Regions from separate parts of the Homo sapiens genome. Here all the other regions are linked to region 4. Evidence: chromatin contacts called from ENCODE Hi-C or POLR2A ChIA-PET data. All regions are on one chromosome and are shown on one strand. The core of a region is the stretch at or near the end of the contact, and the rest is flanking DNA. Distances in the headings are between cores, read along the strand shown.

The links. A loop is a pair of places that touch in the nucleus more often than their neighbours do. ChIA-PET counts read pairs that join two places held with the same protein, here RNA polymerase II (POLR2A). Pooled maps may share reads with other maps.
Region 1: a loop to region 4 is called in a pooled map, with 5 times the contacts of the local background. The contact joins the promoter of VPS37B here to the promoter of MLXIP in region 4. A Hi-C loop is called at or near these places in 2 of 37 single-sample maps with no recorded cell type and 8 of 50 pooled maps. POLR2A ChIA-PET finds 5 or more read pairs at or near these places in 2 of 52 experiments (HepG2 and PC-9).
Region 2: a pooled map shows a loop between it and region 4 (4-fold over the local background). The contact joins the enhancer-like site here to the promoter of MLXIP in region 4. A Hi-C loop is called at or near these places in 1 of 50 pooled maps. POLR2A ChIA-PET finds 5 or more read pairs at or near these places in 2 of 52 experiments (CD8-positive, alpha-beta memory T cell and H1).
Region 3: a pooled map shows a loop between it and region 4 (10-fold over the local background). The contact joins the enhancer-like site here to the promoter of MLXIP in region 4. A Hi-C loop is called at or near these places in 6 of 50 pooled maps. POLR2A ChIA-PET finds 5 or more read pairs at or near these places in 2 of 52 experiments (activated CD8-positive, alpha-beta memory T cell and activated naive CD4-positive, alpha-beta T cell).
Region 5: a loop to region 4 is called in a pooled map, with 5 times the contacts of the local background. The contact joins the promoter of OGFOD2 here to the promoter of MLXIP in region 4. A Hi-C loop is called at or near these places in 1 of 168 maps with a recorded cell type or tissue (naive thymus-derived CD4-positive, alpha-beta T cell) and 6 of 50 pooled maps. POLR2A ChIA-PET finds 5 or more read pairs at or near these places in 1 of 52 experiments (CD8-positive, alpha-beta memory T cell).
Region 6: a loop to region 4 is called in a map with no recorded cell type, with 2.7 times the contacts of the local background. The contact joins the enhancer-like site here to the promoter of MLXIP in region 4. A Hi-C loop is called at or near these places in 1 of 37 single-sample maps with no recorded cell type.
Region 7: a pooled map shows a loop between it and region 4 (2.5-fold over the local background). The contact joins the promoter of CCDC62 here to the promoter of MLXIP in region 4. A Hi-C loop is called at or near these places in 1 of 50 pooled maps. POLR2A ChIA-PET finds 5 or more read pairs at or near these places in 2 of 52 experiments (activated B cell and naive thymus-derived CD4-positive, alpha-beta T cell).

What each region holds. Positions count from the first base shown.
Region 1 is chr12:122,894,779-122,897,478 of GRCh38, forward strand. It overlaps VPS37B (VPS37B subunit of ESCRT-I), which reads right to left and starts at 1,346. Exons shown (of 4, transcript NM_024667.3): 1 at 1,174-1,346. The coding sequence starts at 1,284. RefSeq lists an enhancer at 1,010-1,159 and a silencer at 1,340-1,489.
Region 2 is chr12:121,423,979-121,426,678 of GRCh38, forward strand. It overlaps RNF34 (ring finger protein 34), which reads left to right. Exons shown (of 6, transcript NM_025126.4): 6 at 1-370. It also overlaps a transcript of KDM2B not described here. Among named protein-coding and RNA genes, the nearest start is that of MIR7107, 19 kb to the right of the region's middle. RefSeq lists an enhancer at 1,532-1,611. Within about 2 kb of position 1,398, at least 8 of the 41 ENCODE cell types and tissues checked have a DNase peak (open chromatin) inside an H3K27ac peak, as active enhancers do.
Region 3 is chr12:121,127,668-121,130,367 of GRCh38, forward strand. The region is part of intron 2 of LOC105370032 (a long non-coding RNA gene); the gene reads right to left. Among named protein-coding and RNA genes, the nearest start is that of P2RX7, 3.9 kb to the right of the region's middle. RefSeq lists an enhancer at 1,319-1,613. Within about 2 kb of position 1,409, at least 29 of the 41 ENCODE cell types and tissues checked have a DNase peak (open chromatin) inside an H3K27ac peak, as active enhancers do.
Region 4 is chr12:122,077,482-122,080,181 of GRCh38, forward strand. MLXIP (MLX interacting protein) reads left to right here and starts at 1,275. Exons shown (of 17, transcript NM_014938.6): 1 at 1,275-1,785. The coding sequence starts at 1,373. RefSeq lists silencers at 818-1,097, 1,108-1,557 and an enhancer at 1,618-1,857.
Region 5 is chr12:122,973,950-122,976,649 of GRCh38, forward strand. OGFOD2 (2-oxoglutarate and iron dependent oxygenase domain containing 2) reads left to right here and starts at 1,295. Exons shown (of 7, transcript NM_001304833.2): 1 at 1,295-1,434; 2 at 1,862-1,918. The coding sequence starts at 1,303. It also overlaps a transcript of ABCB9 not described here. RefSeq lists an enhancer at 740-1,199.
Region 6 is chr12:121,226,014-121,228,713 of GRCh38, forward strand. P2RX4 (purinergic receptor P2X 4) reads left to right here. Exons shown (of 12, transcript NM_002560.3): 6 at 2,520-2,600. Among named protein-coding and RNA genes, the nearest start is that of P2RX4, 17 kb to the left of the region's middle. RefSeq lists an enhancer at 1,306-1,355. Within about 2 kb of position 1,363, at least 15 of the 41 ENCODE cell types and tissues checked have a DNase peak (open chromatin) inside an H3K27ac peak, as active enhancers do.
Region 7 is chr12:122,773,277-122,775,976 of GRCh38, forward strand. CCDC62 (coiled-coil domain containing 62) reads left to right here and starts at 1,296. Exons shown (of 13, transcript NM_201435.5): 1 at 1,296-1,430. The coding sequence starts at 1,395. RefSeq lists silencers at 1,134-1,343, 1,866-2,160 and enhancers at 1,443-2,136, 1,524-1,663.

The DNA of each region.
Region 1 (2,700 bases), core at 96-2,595, 820 kb after region 4:
CAAGGTGTGAAGGAAGATAACCAGAAACAGGAGCTGGCACATGCCTTCCAGGGGCTGGGCAAGGCTTGACTCTCAGAGGTGAGGGTTGGCAGCCAGCCCCAAACCCCCATTTTAACTTCTTCCTGAAACTGCTCCAGGAACCTTCCTTAGTCCCAGACACGTGGGACGCAGTGGTACAAAGCCAGCCACACTAAATTTCCCACCTTCCCTTCCTCGGTGGAGGGGGCAACCCTTACAGAAAAACGTATCCTGTCGCCACCCTTAGGCCCATCCACGAACTCCCGTAACTCTGCTGGGGCCACTTCAAAAGAAGTCAGACTCCAGGGGCATTATTGGGACCCCTTAGATACATGGAACCTTCAAACCTTACCCTGGCTATGGTATGACCATGGACTCCTGCCTCCAAACCCTGGGCTGGGGACCCTCGCCCAACCCTTAAAGAGCCTCAGAACCACCTCATAGACTCAGCTACAGACCCTCAGCCTCCCGAACCCATCTTGGAACCCTCAATCCTCTCCTAAGAGTCCTATTTGGATAGTCCACTCAGTCCCCCAAAACCTACTCTGATCCCCTATAGCTGCCTCAGTCCCCCTGGTTGTCCCCAACCTTTCCTCTCAAAGGAAACCCCCCAACCTCTACCAGATCTAGCTCTTGGTCCCCCTCAGTCACCCCTAATCCTCGCCTCCGACTCAGCCCTTATTACTCTCCCCGCTCCTCCGACCAAACCAATCTCAGATCCCCCCAGTTCCGTCCTCTTCCGCCTAGACCCAACGATAGCACTCTAATCCCCAAATTCCCATTCCAGGCTCCCTAATCTCCACTTCAGACCCAGCCTTAAGTCTTCAGACCCAGCCTTAAGTCCTCAGCCCCACAAAACCTTGTCTCAGGACCCCCAATCGGCTCCCCAAGCCCCGTCTCAGGACCCTTTTTCCCGCCTCCGCCCTAGTCTCGGTCCCCTCAGTGCCTCAAACCCCCTCTCAGGCCCCCTATTCCTGCCTAAGCACCAGTCGCGGTTCCCTGGCTCCCGCACCCCGCCCCAAGCGCCCCCATTTCTAGCCCAGTCCCCTCAACACGACCGGAGGCGCCGCGGTCGCCTCCGCCTCCGGCCACCGTTCGAGGAGCGAACCCCGCTCGAGGCCTCACAGCCGCCGCCTTAAGCCCAGCTCGGCTCACCTCCTCCATCTTCTGCACCATCTCCGTCAGCTGGCCCTCGTCCTCCAGCAGCTCGTTGAGCTGCACCAGCGACAGCCCGGCGAACCGGGCTTCGCTCCCGGCGCCCGCCATCCCCACGTCTCGGCCGTCGTCGCCACCGCCGCTGCGGCCACCAGGCTCCGCCGACCGGAAGCGCCGCCCTCAAGGGCCGCCCCCCGCGGGGGGGACACGTGACGCCAGCCCTGGGTCGTGACGTCATCACCGCGCGGGCGGGCGGACGTGACGTAAGTGTCGCGGCTCGCTTGGAGTGGAATGTGTCAGGGACAGTCGGGACTTCTAAAGGGAGGGGAAGGGCCCTATGATTGGGCTGTGACGCGTGAGCGCATTAATGACGTCACTGCGGCTCGGGAGAGCGCGCCATGAGGTCATAAGAGCCTTTTTCCTCCAGGAAGAGAGATACCGCGATCCAAGGAAAACAGGCAGTGGGAAGGAAGTTCCCGCAGCCTGTGAGCCCAGCCCGATGCACGGAACCCAAAAGACAGAGACTTCATGGGGAAACAACTTTAGGTGTCATTGGTTACTTGGAATTGTGGAGCTGCCACGTCATTCATTTAACAAATATGTTTTGAGACCTACTCTGTACTGGGCATTGAGTATACAGTTCTGAATAAAGCAAAACGGACCCCTGCTTACATGGAGCTAACAGAATGAAAGAGGACGCAAACAAAACAAGAAATAAGTAAAATAATTAGGCGATCACAAATAAGGGAATGGACACTGAAATAAGAAAATAAAAAGACCTTTAGGGTAGTAAGAGATGGCACTTTCGGAGAAGGTGGCGTCTAAGGAAATGTGAAGGATGAGAAGGGAGGAACCAGCCACCATTCCTGTAGGAAGCTCAAGGCAGCAAAACCAGCACGTGCAAAGGCCCTGGGACAGGACTAACTTGGTGCATTCAGGAATGGGAAGAAGGCCAGTAAGGCTGGAGCATTTTGAGCAAGGACCCATTGAGTGGCCCCTTTGCATCACCTCAGAGGAAGGTGCCCAGACATCCAGGTGGGCCAACCTGTGCTCTTTCAGAAACAACACGATTTAGGGTGCAGTCGCTCTCAGTCTCTCAGCTACCGGGAAGCCTCTTAAGATCCAGGAGCCTGGGAACTCATTATCCTACTTTGGAATCTGTCACAGTTCTAGTTAGAAGAAACCTAAGGCTGAGGTTAACCATGACAGCCCCCTAATTTTACACATAAGGGAACTGAAGCCCTGAGAAGGGGAAATTTTTTGGGCTTTTGCTTTGTTTCTGAAAATCAAGTAATTGGCAGGTCTCCTGGCTCCCAGTCTGGCGTCCACCACGCTGGCATCATAACACACTGACCTCGTCTCATAACTCAGCTCTGAACACAGTCGAGGCATTCAGCAAATGCTTATCGGCAGACTTAGGGGCTTTGTGTATAAAGCTGATTCTTCTGCAACTCCATGGGTAAAACATAAGGTCTGTGTTCTCCATCCATACGTTAGGCTGGGCTCTGCCAACCTCTTCTCTCCTTC
Region 2 (2,700 bases), core at 148-2,647, 650 kb before region 4:
AAGTGGCCGACATGGAACATGCTGAGCAGTGGCTCCTCTGAATGTTCACTTTATTAGTCATGTATATTTTAAATGCTAACATTTGATGAATGTAAGTTTCCACATTGTTGCTGTTTCTGCATTTAAACATAATTGGGAACAACTGACATTCTCTAGTCGACTGCCAGGGCCTTAGACTCCACATGTCCATTTTTGTTCAGGTATAGCTTTTTATAGCAAGGGCTGCATCTAGCTTCTTTTATTAGAAGTGTGTGTGCTAAATTCCTTATTAATGTGTAATCAGTTTACATTGTTTTGTATAGTGAAGGTGTATTTTCAGTGCTACCCGCTAGCTGATTTTAACTTTAGGAATAAAATTAGTTTTAAAAGCTTTTGTTTACATTGTCTTGGTCAGTTCCTAAATCAAGTGACCTGGCCTAGCACCCCTCTTCAGAAGAGATGGTGGGAGCACCTTCAAAGATGTCACATGGGGGCCGGGTGCGGTGGCTCACGCCTGTAATCCTAGGACCTTGTGAGGTTGAGGCTGGAGGAATGCTTGAGCTCACAAGTTCAAGACTAGCTTGGACAACATGGCGAAACCCTGTCTTTGGAAAAAATTAGCCAGGCGTGGTAGTCCCAGCTACTCAGGAGGCTGAGGTAGGAGGATGGCTTGAGCCTTGGGTGTGGAGGTTACAGTGAGCCAAGATCACACCACTGAAATCCAACTTGGGTAACAGAGCCAGACCTTGTCTCAAAAAAAAAAAAAAAGAAAAAAAAGAAAAAAACAATGCCACATGAGCAACAGTGCTTACATTTCCTGCTTGCTTATCAGTAAGGTTAACTGCTGATGTGCTGTTTCTTGTGTCCAGGTATTGCGCTAGGTGCTGTAGTTGCCTCTGCAGTCCTCAAAGCAACTTTCTGAAATAAACATTGCTTTGCTTCTCTAACCTCTGAGAAGTTAGACTTGTCTAAAACCTCATGGTTAAAAAGTGGCTATGCAGAATTTGAACCTAGCTCTGATGCCAGAGTTGCTCTTAACCCTTCCAGTACCACATAAGAAATGAGAAACTTGGGCCAGGTGTGGTGGCTCATGCCTGTAATCCTAGCACTTTGGGAGGCTGAGGCGGGTGGATCATGAGGTCAAGAGTTCGAGACCAGCCTGGTCAACATGGTGAAACTGTCTCAACTAAAAATACGAAAATTAGCTGGGCATGGTGGCGGGTCCCTGTAATCCCAACTACTCAGGAGGCTGAGGCAGGAGAATCGCCTGAAACTGGAAGGCGGAGGTTGCAGTGAGCCAAGATCGTGCCATTGCACTCCAGGCTGGGCGACGAGCGAAACTCCGTCTCAAAAAAAAAAAAAAAAAAAGAGGAACTTGAGCTATTATGCAAAAATGTTGTGAAATCTCTTTTAGGTCCAACTTGACTTGACTCAGGATGGTTGAGTTGAGACCAACTGTCATTTCAGTGCAGCTGGGAGTGGCCACTTCTCAGAGTCTGTTATCTCCTGACTGTGCAGTGAGTAACACATATGGCCTTGGGTGCTCAGAATTTATTAGTCCATCAACAGAGCTGAAAATACCTGTGAACACCAGGAGGCAGATGCCCCTGTGCTTTGGGCAGAAAGTTTGTGTGGCTAATAGTAAAGAAAAAAATTTTCTGCTTTTGAAGATCAAAGCATGTAAATCAAGGCCTCCCACTTGTTTGTCTGCAACCACAATTGGTAGTAACTGGCTTGAGCAGGTCATGGTTTCCCTTTAGAAGCAGCATAAGTTGCCAGAGTTTTGTGGGCACTTGTGCTTTTTGTCTAAACTTTTTTTTTTTTTTTGAGACAGAGTCTCGCTCTGTTGCCCAGGCCGGAGTGCAGTGGCGTGATCTCAGCTCACTGCAAATTCCACCTCCTGGGTTCATGCCATTCTCCTGCCTCAGCCTCCCAAGTAGCTGGGACTACAGGCACCCGCCACCACGCCCGGCTAATTTTTCTGTATATTTAGTAGAGACGGGGTTTCACTGTGTTAGCCAGGATAGTCTCAATCTCCTGACCTCATGATCCACCCGCCTCTTCCTCCCAAAGTAATCTTTTGATGAGACTCTGGAAATCTTAACATTTCCTCCAAATTGGTAACTTGGTGGTGGCAAGTCTTTAAATCCAGGCCATAGAAGCTAAGCAGTAGGTGCTGGTTTTGTCTAAACTTAAATTCAAAAATTCAGATTTATACAGTCTTAGTTTAAAGCAGTTTAATGTTTACTCTTAGATTTGTGTATTAAGTTTTAGTGGCTTCTTTATAGAAAGAGTACAAAATGCTTGGTGGATTTTTTAGATAGTAGTTTGAAGTAACCCTGGTTTATTAGCCAGATAATAGAAATGTCAGACAACAGAAATGTTTAGTGTAACAGGCTTGATACTTGGAAATTGGCTTGTTTGGCAGAGGGCAAGCATTTCCCCCTGGAATTTGAATTTTTAAACTGGCATGCCTTTCTACCCCCTCCCCCCCCTTTTTTTTTTAAAGACAGAGTCTTGCTGTTGCCCACCCAGGCAGAGTACAGTGGCATGATCATAGCTCACTACAGTCTTAACTTCTGGGCTCAAGCAGCCCTCCCGCCTCAGCCTCCCCAGGAGCTGGCATATAATGCATACCACCATGCCTGGATAATTTTAAACAATTTTTTTTTTTTTTTTTTTTTTTTAGACAGAGTCTTGCTCTGTTGCCCAGGCTGAAGT
Region 3 (2,700 bases), core at 159-2,658, 950 kb before region 4:
GGAGTACAGTGACATAATCTTGGCTCACTGCAGCCTTGACCTTCCAGGGTCAAGGGATCCTCCCATTTCAGCCTTTCGAGAAGCTGGAACTACAGGTGTGCACTCCCGCAACTGGCTAATTTTTTTATTTTTTGTAGAGACAGGGTTTTGCCATGTTGCCCAGGCTGGTCCCAAACTTCTGGGCTCAAGCAATCCTCCTGCTTTGGCCTCTCAAAGTGCTGAGACTACAGGTATGAGCCACCGCACCCGGTCTGCACCTATCTTTGTGTTTAATACGTGACTCCACCCTGTTCCAATAATGTGTCTGTCAGTTCCCTTACTAGAGCTGCTTTAATTACACAGATTTACCATCGCTCTTAATATCTCCGTGGTCACCGGTTTATTTGTGAAGTGTTCACCCCATGGCCTCTGGGGACTCACTGTCTTTCGGCTTTCCTCTCCTCCCTACTCTGCCTCAGCTTAGTCTCCTTGGTGTTGGTGTCCTTCAGGGATCTGTCTTCGGTCCCCCTCCATGTCACTCTACCCTCTCCCTGGGCAGACCCCTGGCTCCACTCTTGCCCCTTCCGCCCATTTTCCATGGTGCAGCTAGAGTGCTCTGACTGAGCTGCAAATGAGACCATGCACACCCGTTTATAAACCCACCTATTGTTCTCAGGGTAAATTCCAGACAGACTCTTTAACACCAGAACATAAGGCTGGACGAGATTCAGGTCCAAGTAGTTTGTTTGGGAGGCGACCCAGGAAGAGGAGTGGGGAAGTGAGACAGGAAAGGGAAGGCAGTCAACACAGGAAGCATTAAAGAGTAGGTCAGGAGGCCGGACGCAGTGGCTCACACCTCTAATCCCAGCCCTTTGGGAGGCTGAGGCGGGCGGATCACCTGAGGTCGGCAGTTCTAGACCAGCTAGGGCAACATAGTGAAACTCCAACTCTACTAAAAATACAAAAATTAGCCGGGAGTGGTGGCACGCGCCTGTAGTCTTAGCTACTAGCGAGGCTGAGGCAGGAGAATCGCTTGAACCCGGGAGGCGGAGGTTGCAGTGAGCCGAGATCGTGCCACTGCACTCCAGCCTGGGCGACAGAGCAAGACACTGGAAATAAATAAAACTAATTAATTAATTAAAGAGCAGGTCACGGCTGTGGGCATCTGGGCTCAGACCCCCTCAGGCCCTCTGGAGACTGCCTAGACTTGTCTCAGAGTTGTCCCACCTGGGGGAGGAACGGGTATTTAACCAGCAGTCCCTCAGCCTTGGAGCCTCTATTCTCTGAGAGTCACATTCTCATTCTCTCTCTCCCTCTCTCTCTCTCTCTTCCCACCCCCCTTCTCTCTCTCTCTCTCTCCCGCCATCTTCCTTTCTTTCCTCCCTCCCTTCTCCCCCAACGGAGGTTGGCCCTTGACGCCCTGTGTGATTATGGCCCCGCCCACAGCCATAGCTGATTGGACCAGGGATAAAGAATTAGGCCAATCAGATTCATTCCCCTTGAGTTCTGGAACTGGGCAGGGGATCTGGGCTTGCATTTGAACTGTGGAACCTAACTTGGAGAGCATTGCTGAACCACGTGCCCTGGGAGAAACAGAGGAAGCCAGTGTTTAGAGAGACTCGCAATGGGCACACAGAGACAAACAGAGGCGGGCTTCAGACAAACTGAAAGAGCAACCTCAGCACAGGACAGTTTGGTTTCTGATTCTATTAATAGGTTCTCATGAGGTTGGGCACATTTCCTGCACTTGCAGTCTGTGAGATAAGTGTTTCCTCAAAAAAAAAAACTCCCTTTTCTGCTGAAGAATGTCACTTGATTTTCTGTAAATTGTAAACACACCCACACACTCACAAGACTAAGAAATCCACCGTTCAATCCCCAATTTTTTTTTTTTTGGTAACTTTATATTCCTTCCATCACGAGGTCAGAACATTTCATTGCTGCTGTGAGACTCTCCAGAGTTCTCATTAAAGAGTTCAAGACAATGGCTGTTCCGTTAGCCTCGATCTCTGAGTGATTACAGAGAGCTGAGCCATCTGGGAGACCCATGATGGACATATAGTGTGAGTGAGAATTAATTCATCACTGCTATAAGCCATGAGACACTGAGAGTGCTTTGTTATTGCAGCATAACCTGTCCTATCCTGATAGAATCATAAGAAGTGCTGAGAGACAATTTGCTGGAACTGATATTTACAGGGAGAAGAGAGCCAGAGAAAGATAAGACAAAGATTGGATGCAGTGGCTTATGCCTGTAACCCCAGCACTTTGGAAGGCTGAGTCAGGAGGATCACTTGAAGCCAGGAGTTCGAGACCAGCCTGGGCAGCATAGCAAGACCCTATCTCTACAAAATTAAAAAAAAAATTAACGAGGCTTGGTGGCATGTGCCTGTGGTCCCAGCTACTCAGGAGGCTGTGGTAGGGGGATCACTGGAGCCCAGAAGTTTGAAGCTGCAGTGAGCCATGATTGCGCCACTGCACTCCAGCCTGGACGACAGAGCAAGACCCAGTCTCTAAAATAAATTAATTAAATTAATTTTTTAAAAAGAAAGATAAGATAAAGAGTCATAGAAGTACAAATGAGAAACCAGGAGAACATGGGACCCAGGAAAGTCATGGAAACCAAGGGAAAATACTGGTCCAAGATGCAGAAAGTAGCCAGTGATGTTGAATGCATCCAAGAGATCAAGTAACATAAGGAATAAAATATATCCACCCAGT
Region 4 (2,700 bases), core at 25-2,524:
TTGCCGTTTCTGCAGGTCAAATAGTGGTGGACTATTGGCAATTTCTAGGCACCTCTGGTCTGGTTGATCCAAATCCTCCAACCTGTGGCACATTTATTTAGCGCTCATTTTGTGCCAGCCTGCCTGCTAAGCAACTTATAGCCATTTTTATTTGTATTTATTTTTCTTTTTGAGACAGGGCCTCGCTCTGTCGCCCAGGCTAGAGTGCAATGGCGCAATCTCGGCTCACTGCAACCTCCACCTCCCGGATTCAAGCGATTCTCCTGCCTCAGCCTCCCGAGTAGCTGGGATTACAGGGGTGCACCACTACGACCGGCTAATTTTTGTTATTTTTAGTAGAGACAGGGTTTCACCGTGTTGGCCTGGCTGGTCTTGAACTTCTGGCCTCAAGTGATCCACCCGCCTCGGCCTCCAAAAGTGCTAGGATTACAGGCATGAGCCACCGCGCCCCACTATAGCCATTTTTAAACTGTCCCAAGTTTCTGAGGAAACGGAATTGTTCACCATTTGACAGAGAAGAAAACTCTGGCTCAGATACTCCCCTTTTAGAATTGTTTCGGGGGCTGGCTCGTCCGTCAAACTTTAAAAAAATAACAACAGCATGCTGAGTTGAAGTTAAAAGAGCTGGGGTCTGGAGGTCGCTGGGCTCAGGGGCGCTGCCACTCAACAGCTGCGCCGAGCTGGGGACGCGCAGGGGAAGCAAGTTCCCAGCTCTGTGGACTCCAGGTCTGAGAAAAATCCTGTCGGTATTCAGCCACCCAGTGTTCCCATCAATACGATGAGAATAATGAGGACAATAGCCACCACGTCCGGCAAACTCAGGCGTGAGCTGCGAGGACTCGGTACCGCCCGGCAGGGAAAAAGCAGGGCCTGGAGGCCGAGGAGCCCCACCCGCACCCACCACGTGGAGCCGGCCGGGCCTGCGGCGAAGCCACAGGGCGACTCCCGGGGCGCGGAGCGGGGCGGGGGCGGGACTAGCACGGCCCCACTCTGCCGACGCCTCTCCCAGGTCGCGACACCGGCGAGCCGCTCCGCCCGGCCACCGTGTCCCTCAGCACCCACGGACGCCGGGAGAGGAGGAGGTGGCGAGGGGCACGGCCGGGAGGCGTGGCCTCCGCTTCCCCTTTTTTTTTTTTTTTGGTCCGCCTAGCTAAGGAAAGGTTCCCCTGCGCCTTTAAGAGGCCGACGCGGGCAGCCGATTGGCCCAGACGCCTCGGTGACGTCACGCCGGGGCCGGAGCCCTCCCCCTCCCGCCGCGCCGCGCGCTCGCGGACAGTCGGCGCGCGGGCCGGGCCGGGCCGGCGCCCCTCTGCCTCGCGCGCTTGTCGCGTTGCCCCGGGCTCCGGGGGATGCCCCCGGCCGAGCCCTTCTCATGGCCGCCGACGTCTTCATGTGCTCCCCGCGCCGGCCTCGCAGCCGGGGCCGCCAGGTGCTGCTCAAGCCCCAGGTGTCCGAGGACGACGACGACTCGGACACGGATGAGCCGTCCCCGCCGCCCGCCTCCGGCGCGGCCACCCCGGCCCGGGCCCACGCGAGCGCCGCGCCACCGCCGCCTCGGGCCGGGCCGGGCCGCGAGGAACCTCCGCGCCGCCAGCAGATCATCCACAGCGGCCACTTCATGGTGTCGTCGCCGCACCGAGAGCACCCGCCCAAGAAGGGCTACGATTTCGACACGGTCAACAAACAGACGTGCCAGACCTACAGCTTCGGCAAGACTAGCTCCTGCCACCTGTCCATCGACGCCTCGCTCACCAAGCTCTTCGAGTGCATGACTTTGGCCTACAGGTAGGGACCCCCGCGACCCCCTGAGGCCCCGGCCGGAGGCCCTTGTTTGACAAAACAAGCGTGGAGGGAAGGGCCGCCTGGCAACCCCGTGGCTTCATGCATTCCCTTTGGGTCTTCCTCCTTCGGGAGGGTTTATGGATCTGGGGTTCCCCGCGTTGCCAGAGGAGCCGGGGTCCTGGCCTCTTCCCCTGCCAGCAGTGCCGGGGTCCTTTCGGGTTCACGTTCCCCATCCAGGCCCTCCCCTCCAGTGTCCTGGGACCACCGATGTTGGACGAGGAAGAGGTATAAACACTGGCTGCATCTTGTGTTACCCGACTCTATCGACTCCTTCCTCCAAACGCTTTGTGTGTTTCCCCCATATCCAGCAGCGGTCAGGACCACCTGTTCGGGGTGACTGGAGGCTGGCTCTGCTGTTTAATGGTTGTGTAACACCTCGGAGCCTGTTTCCTCCTTTATAAAAGGGGAATGACTGTAGTGTCTGCCTCCAAGGGGCTGTTGTGGGGATGGAGTGAGATAGGTAAATTGCTTATTCCAGTGCTTGGCCAGAGTTAGGTGTCCCTGCACCTGGAGGCTGGCCCCCTTACAACCTCATCGGGAGGCCCGCCCCCATCTCGGGAGGGCTTTGGGTGCCTCCTAAGAAGACTTTTGGTGCCACAGCTGTTGGAGGTGCAGTCTGTCCTTCTGGCAAGTTGGAGGGTTTTCTGGCCGGTCCTGAAACATTATATGAGGGAGATGTCATTGTTGAGGGCAGACATCCCAGACACCGTTCTGACATGTGGATTCGGCTCTGGGCAGAGATTCCTCTTTTCCAAGTCACAGAAAATGCCTGGCCCTCAAAGATTAAAGCGCTTTTTCACTCTCTCTCCCTTTCCCACTATGAATATTAGGTATTTGCTGCAGGTAACTTTTTTGTCT
Region 5 (2,700 bases), core at 45-2,544, 900 kb after region 4:
CAGGAAAACTGCTTGAATCCGGGAGGCAGAGGTTGCAGTGAGCGGAGATCGCGCCACTGCACTCCAGCCTGGGTGAAACTCTATCTCAAAAAGTAAATAAACAAATAAATAAACTGATAGGTACAACACACTCATCTTGCAAACTGCTGCAAACGGAGAGGGGGTGAGGGTGGGGTGGGGTGCTGCATGTGCCAGGCCTGCCTGGTGGGTGGCTGGGGAGCCGACCTGCCCTGGGCCTCCTGGGGAAAAAGGGCAGTTAGGCGGGTAATGAACATTGATCTGGGGAAATGGATCCTTTCCTAGATAGCAGGGCCTCTCACTATCACTGGGCAATCAAGACGACTGTAAAACGTTAAACACCTTCTCGGGCCGGGCAGCTCTGCACGAGAAAACCCCAAATCCCACATACTTCCACCACTCCCAGAAGCCCTGTGGTGGTTAACTGGGGAACTCTGTAGGGTTCAAACGCCATATTTGCCCCTTACTGGATGTGTGACCTGCGGCGGGTCCCTGTGCCTCTCTGGGTCTCAGTTTCCTCATCTGTAAGACGGTGATATAATAGTACCTAGCTCAAAGGTTTAATGCTGGTAGATTCCTGAGCAAAGGTCCGGGGAGAGAAGAGGCTCGGTCTGCAAGAGTTGTCATTTGTTGGCTGCGGTGAGACCACGCCCCGTCGCCCTCCCACACCTGACCCCGCCCTCCCGCGTCCATTGGGAACGCCACCGGAAGTAATGCGAGACGGAGCGTTTTGGTGGAGACACTCACTGGGGCAATCTGAGGTAATCCAACAGACTGTGGCGGAGGGACCGGAAGCGCCAGGCAGGGACCCGGGGTAGATGCTAAATCCAAACTGAAACGTACAGGGCTGGATGATTGAAGCACCAGCGGGAACTAGTCGGACCTCCGAGCTCTTTAAACTGTCCTCAGCTCGGCTGGTTCTCCACGAGCTCCGGGCAGACGGCGGGGGGTGGGTCGGCGTTTAAGTCAAAGGCCTTGGGGCTCCGAGTCCCTTCCTCTCCCCGTCCTGTGAAGGCACGACCCAGTTCAGCTGTCTGTAAAGTGGAGCCATTAGTCCCTGCCTCGTAGTGGGAAAACTGGGAGGCGGAACGAGGAGGCCGCCGGTCCCAACCCGGCCCAGGAGCATCTTTCTCCGCAGACCGTTTCCTGGCGAGGTGCGTCTTCGTCCTTTTCCGCCCTTGGGAACTTAGAGCGGCCCCTTGGCCGCTGGTTCCGCGCCTCCCGCGGTTGGGGGCGTGCCCGAAGTCTCTCTACGGAAGCTGGTAGGGCTGTGGGTGCTTCACTATGGCGACGGTGGGGGCTCCGCGGCACTTCTGCCGCTGCGCCTGCTTCTGCACCGATAACTTGTACGTGGCGCGCTATGGGCTGCACGTGCGCTTCCGAGGCGAGCAGCAGCTGCGCCGGGACTACGGCCCGGTGAGTGGCCGCTGTCGTCCCTACGGAGCAGTGGGCAGAGAGGGGTAGTGGAGGAGGGAAGTTCGTCCCCAGGGTCGTTTGCTTTGCGCACGCCGCGCACCGTATCTTCAAATACAAGAATGACGGCCTCTCTCTGCCTCGGTTTTCTCACCGTAAAGGGGTAATAGTATCTCCCTGTGAGATTGTGAGGAAGGAATGAACAAGCATGTAGGGTGCTTAGGACAGGGCCGGGCTCAGCTTGCCGCCTCACAGCAACACCAGCCCGGAGCCCTGTCCTGAGCTTGACAGGGTTCCGCAGTTCATTCTCTCCATGATCCTTTGAGGTCGGGGCTCCTCTCCCCATTTTAAGCAGGGGAAACTGAGGCTTAGAGAGTGAAGGGATTTCCTCAGGTCATACAGTCATGCTCAGTGTTCTTTCTGCTCCCAGATCCTGCGCAGCCGAGGCTGTGTTAGCGCCAAGGACTTCCAGCAGCTGTTAGCAGAGGTACCAGTCCCCTGCCCCTGCACAGCTCCTCCTCGTTAGATTTGTGTCCGCAGCTTGAGGACACAGCTTGAGCCTAGCCTCAGTCCCTGATCCCTGAAGGGTCACTTAGGCCCTCACTTTCCTCCTTCCTGCCCCCCACTCATCCCTCCACACCTGAGTCTTGGCACCAGGAGAGAGAAGGGGAAATGCTAAGTTGCTAAGTTGCCTAGTCATGCCGTTCTTAACAGCTCTGTGAGATAAGCACAAGCACCACTCTCATTTTGGATTGAGAAGCTGAGGCTTAAAGAGGGATCCCTTGCCCAAGCTTTTACAGCAGGAGCAGATGTGATCCCAGCCACAGCTTCCAGGCCCCTGGGCTCCTCACACCTTACCATATACCCCGCAGGCTGCTGCCAGGGCTGCTGCCCCACTCCCTCCTCCTCCTTCCCCTGGAGTCAGTGGTGGGAAGCTTCCCAGGAGAGTCCTCAGCAACCTCTGGAACACAGGACTTGGCCATGACTGTCTCCTGTCCCTGTGTGGGCCCAGATGGTTGAGGTACATCTAGGGGTTCTCATCCCAGCTAGGCTCAGGTTGGGGCAGCCTGAAACAGGATGGGTCCCCTTCTAGAAGTCCCTTTCAGCTAACAGTCTGGAACTTGCAGTTGACCCAGATAGATTCAGGAGTGTAGGCTAGACTTGGCTTCCAGCCTGGGCCCTGTCTGGCGTTCTGGGCTTCAGTTTCTTCATCTGTACAGTGGCCTCAGGAGGATGGGAGGCCCCACCTGGTAACAACCCTGTGCCACC
Region 6 (2,700 bases), core at 113-2,612, 850 kb before region 4:
CCACAGGGGCGCACCACCATGCCCAGCCAACTTATTTTTTGTAGAGACAGGGTCTCACCATGTTGCCCAGGCTGGTCTTGAACTCCTGGGCTCAAGCAACCCACCTGCCTTAGCCTCCCAAAGTGCTGGGATTACAGCGTGAGCCACCACACCTGGCCTCACAATATACTTTTATTGGACATCACTGTTGCAGATCTAATGCGGTGTAAAATGATTTTTAAGTGCACACTGATATAAGAAATAACATTGGCCAGGCACAGTGGCTCATGCCTATAATCCCAGCACTTTGGGAGGCAGAGACGGGTGGATCACTTGAGGCCAGGAGTTCAAAACCAGCCTGGCCAACATGGTGAAACCCCCTCTCTACTAAAAATATAAAAATTAGCCAGGCGTGGTGGTGCGCACCTGTAATCCCACTACTCAGGAGGCTGAGGCACGAGAATTGCTTGAACCCGGGAGATAGAAGTTGCAGTGAGCCAAGATCATGCCACTGCGCTCCAGCCCGGGTGACAGAATAAGACCCTGTCTCAAAAACAGAACAAAGACTAAAACGTTTTGGAACTAGACAGAGGTGATGATTGCACAACATTATGAATGTACTAAATGCCACAGAATTGTCCAGTTTAAAATGGTTAATTTTATGTTATGTGAATTTCATCTCAATTTCTCTAAAAAGGTGAGTTGATCTTAAAGTATTACATGTGAGGTACACAGGTGTGTGTGTGGGTGTTACGGTACAGGAAATGACAAAAACTTGAACACCCCTGTTGTAAGCCATCCCTCTTGAGGGAGTGGGGACTTTGAAGACCTGAGAGAAGTCCAGGCACAGTGGCCCATGCCTGTAATCCCAGCACTTTGGGAGACCGAGGTGGGTGGATCATCTGAGGTCAGGAGTTTGAGACCAGCCTGACCAACATGGTGAAACCCCATCTCTACTAAAAATATGAAAAAATTAGCCAGGCGTGGTGGTGCACGCCTGTAACCCCAGCTACTCGGGAGGCTGAGGCAGGAGAATCACTTGAACCCAGAGGTTGCAGTGAGCCGAGATCGCGGCATTGCACTCCAGCCTGAGCAACAGGAGCAAGACTCCATCTCAAAAAAAAAAAAAACCTGAGAGAAGCCCCTTGGTCCCAGCCTTTCTCTGACAGCAGTGGTGACAGGCTCAGCTCTCCTCCGAGTGCAGCCCTGTCACTGACCTTGCTCCTGTCTCAGGGCTGGGAAGACTGTTGATGTTGTCATTCCAAAGATCCCACCTGGATCAGGGGAACATCCCCCACAGAAGGGTTAGCCATACAGTGCCAGATTCTCCAGGAGAAATTCACCAAAGAAATGGAGTCCCCTTGGGGACAGATTCAACTTGTATTGTCAGCCAGGAGCTGACGTGGCACTTCTGAGAAGAGGCCGGCGCACCTGCTGGCGGGTGCTTTGTGCACTTTTCAGACAGGTCAGGATCCAGCCTGTAGGCAAATTTACTTTTGCTTTGACCTGTAAAACCGGATCTGCCCAGCCTTCATTCTCTCCCTGGAGAACGCCTGCGGCCCCAAAGCCAGGCCTACTGATTTCCAGTGAGGCCACAAATCCCCTCCCTGGTTAGCAATTCAGTTTTCACCGCCTTGGGGGAGAGGGCCTGCCCTTCCTTGAGGGGAAGAACCTGGAAGGCTCGGCTCAGTGTCTTCTCTTGGAAGAGAAGAGTGTGCATGCAGAAGGGTGTAGAAAATGCTAGACGTGTTTCATCTTCTTGACAAAATGACATTGTAAGATGTGTGTATATGTTTTTAAAAATATTACATAGGGGCTGAACATGGTGGCCCACTCCTGTAGTCCAGCACAGGGAGGCGGAGGTAGGAAGATTGCTTGAGGTCAGGAGTTCAAGACCAGCCTGGGCAATGTAGGAAGACTTCATGTCTACAAAAAAAAAAAAAAAAAATTTCATTAGCCAGGCATGGTGATGCATGCCTATAGTTCCAGCTACTTGAGAGGCTGAGGTGGGAGAACCCCCTGAGCCTGGGAGGTCGAGGCTACAAGAAGCTGTGTTCATGCAACTGTACTCCAGCCTGGGCAACAGAGCAAGACCCTGTCTCAAAAATATATATAGGCTGGGCGTGATGGCTTATGCCTGTAATCCCAGCACTTTGGGAGGCTGAAGCAGGCGGATCACTTGAGGCCAGGAGTTGGAGACCAGCCTGACCAACATGGTGGAACCCTGTCTCTACTAAAAATACAAAAAAAGTTAACCAGGCATAGTGGCTCACACCTGTGTAATCCCAGCTACACGGGAGGCTGAGGTGGCAGTGAGCTGAGATCGCGCCATTGCACTCAAGCCTGCACTCGAGGTGACAGAGTGACTCCATCTCAAAAAAAAAAAAAAAAAAATATATATATATATATATATACACACACACACACACAGACACACACACACAATACATATATATATGTGTGTATATATATATATATAACATGGTTATGTGAGTATTTGTATGTATTTTATTAACAGTAATGTTATCATTGTTTTTCAGACCTGCTTTTTTAAAGGCTGCAGAAAACTTCACTCTTTTGGTTAAGAACAACATCTGGTATCCCAAATTTAATTTCAGCAAGTAAGTGGTGGCCAGGTGTGTGAGTTCACCAGGGTCTTGGAGAAACTTCTGGCTCTTCTCTCTTCTCTGAGGTTTTCGTCGCTCTGATTTTCTGCTTCCT
Region 7 (2,700 bases), core at 46-2,545, 700 kb after region 4:
GAGTTCGCGACCAGCCTGGCCAAGGTAGTGAAACCCATCTCTACTAAAAATACAACAAAGGTGGCGTGGTGGCGGGCACCTGTAATCCCAGCTACTCGGGAGGCTGAGGCAGGAGATTTGCTTGAGGCCAGAGGCAGAGTTTGCAGTGAGCCGAGATTGTGCCATTGCACTCCAGCTCAGGCAACAAGAGCCAGACTCCATCTCAAAAAAAAAAAAAAAAAAAGTTTTTTAGAGGTGGGTGTCACCATGTTGCTCAGGCTGGTCTCAAACTCCTGAACGCAACAGATCCTCCTACATTGGCCTCCCAAAGTGCTGGGGTTACAGGCCACTGCGCCCAGCTTTCTTGATTTTAAATTCTAAGACATTGCTTTGGTCTCCCAAACATGAGCCTATCAGTAAAGCTTCAAAATAAGAAATCTTAATTTTGTTTTTCCATTTTCAGATTGTATTTTTTGAACACAAGGGCATGTTTTGGCATTTCATATTCAACCAAAAAGTAAAGTTGAAACCCTGTAAGACCGACCGTATTTAGTAATTGTGTTGCTGTCTGATGGGTTAAGCATTCAGGGATGGGCAGCCGGGGCTGAAGTGTGATAAGCCTTATTTTTTCCTAGTCCCGTTCCCACATCTTAGGAAGAGTGAAAGGGGGATGAAGAGGTGACTATGGAAGAACAGGTGAAAAAGCTTAGATTCAACCCAGAATATCGTAGATTTTGTCATGACAAAGTACCGTGGTTCTCCTCATTGCTTTTCAGGAGCTCCCAAGAGTAAATTTCCCCCTCTTCATCTGTGATTCTTGGTTTAAAGTATCAAAGGTGCTAGGGTAGCCCGCAACTGTTATCCCCGAGGGCTGGGCTCTGCCTCCACGCATTCGAGTGTCAGGTCCTGTTCTGGGAGCCAGCTACACAGGAGCGAGCACGGCCGAGCTCACGGTTATTAGGGGGAAGATGGAAGATAGGGAAGTGAGCAACTCAAATGTCATAAACCAGAGTGCTGGGGGCGGCGCAGCAGCCTTTATTGACTTCTTCATTCTCTGGGTAGTGGTGAACAGCCGGTTCTTTCAGGCCTTCCAGCGCCGGAGCCTCGGGCGTGGGCAAAAAGCGTCCATACGCAGCCTGAGCCACTTGGGAGCCCCCAGTTTCCGAGGCAGAAGAACAGTGCCCACCAGCGCAGCGGGGCTGCGGCCCGGAAACCCTGGCGGGGAGCCCCGAGCCCCGGCGGGCGCACGCCGCGTGGGCACCAGGCAGGCGGTTGGAGTACGGGGCGGGGGTCGGCCGAGGGCGCGGGGCCCCGGGGCTCCGGGCTCGCCCCCGCCGCTCGGGGCAGGCGCGCCGATGGCGTTTCTGAGGTGACGCCGCCCACACCGGGCTTCTCCGGGGGCGGAGGAAACACCTATGAACCCTCCGGCAGCCTTCCTTGCCGGGCGCCAGGTAAGCAGCGGTTCCGGGCGCGGCGGGGCGCCGCGGGAACGGTGCACATTGGTCGAAATCTATTGCTTCTCAAGAACGGTGTCTACTTAAAATGTGAAACAGGCCGGGCGCGGTGGCTCACGCCTGTAATCCCAGCGCTTTGGGAGGCGGAGGCGGGCGGATCACGAGGTCAGGAGATCGAGACCATCCTGGCTAACACAGTGAAACCCCGTCTCTACTAAAAATAAAAAAAAAAAAATTAGCCGGGCGTGGCGGCGGGCGCCTGTAATCCCAGCTACTCGGGAGGCTGAGGCAGGAGAATGGCGTGAACCCGGGAGGCAGAGCTTGCAGTGAGCCGAGATCGCGCCACTGCACTCCAGCCTGGGCGACAGAGCGAGACTCCGTCTCAAAAAAAAAAAAAAAAAAAAAAAGTGAAACAATACACTAGAGGAAAACGGCGTCACGACCGTTTCCTTAACCCAATAACACCTTGTTATTCAGCCCGGGCCACAGAGTAGCGCGTACCCGGTGCTTACTGTTTAAGGAGGACGATTGGCGTCTGGGGAGCTGCTTTCCCATTTACCTCTCAGGGTGTCCTTAATTTACACAACCTGGCGAGTAGAGGAAGGAGCTCTCACAACTCCACTGTACCAAAAAGTCTGGAAGTGGGCTTGCCCAAGGTTCGCGTCCATCAGTGTAAGACGACCTGCCTTTGTGTACTCGGCTTACTGCCTGTTTTCCTGGAGTGGAATATGTGCTCCTTGCCTGGAGGTCTGTGGCCCAGCCACTGGCGCTCAATAAATTATTTGTTGAGTGCATGAATGAAGGGCTAACCCAACACTGGAATTCAAGCCTTGGGACTTGAAATCCCTTGACTCCAAATTCCATTTTCCTTGTTAAGACTAGCAACTGTAATTTATTCATCATTCTTATTTATTTATTTTTGAGACAGGGTCTGGCTCTGTCCCCAGGGCTGGAGTACAGTGACGCAATGTCGGCTTACTGCAGCCTCTGCTTCCCGAGTTCAAGCAATCCTCCCGCCTCAGCCTCCCAAATAGCTGGGACTACAGGCTCCCACCACCATGCCGAGCTAATTTTTGTGTTTTTAGTAGAGACAGGGTTTCGCCATGTTGGCCAGGCTGGTCTCGAACTCCCGACCTCAGGTGATCTGCCCACCTCGGCCTTCCAAAGTGCTGGGATTACAGGCGTGAGCCACTGAGCCCAACCTCATTATTCTTGTTTATTTACAAATCTTACTTTTCAAAAAGCAGTAAGGAGGTACAAAGGGCCT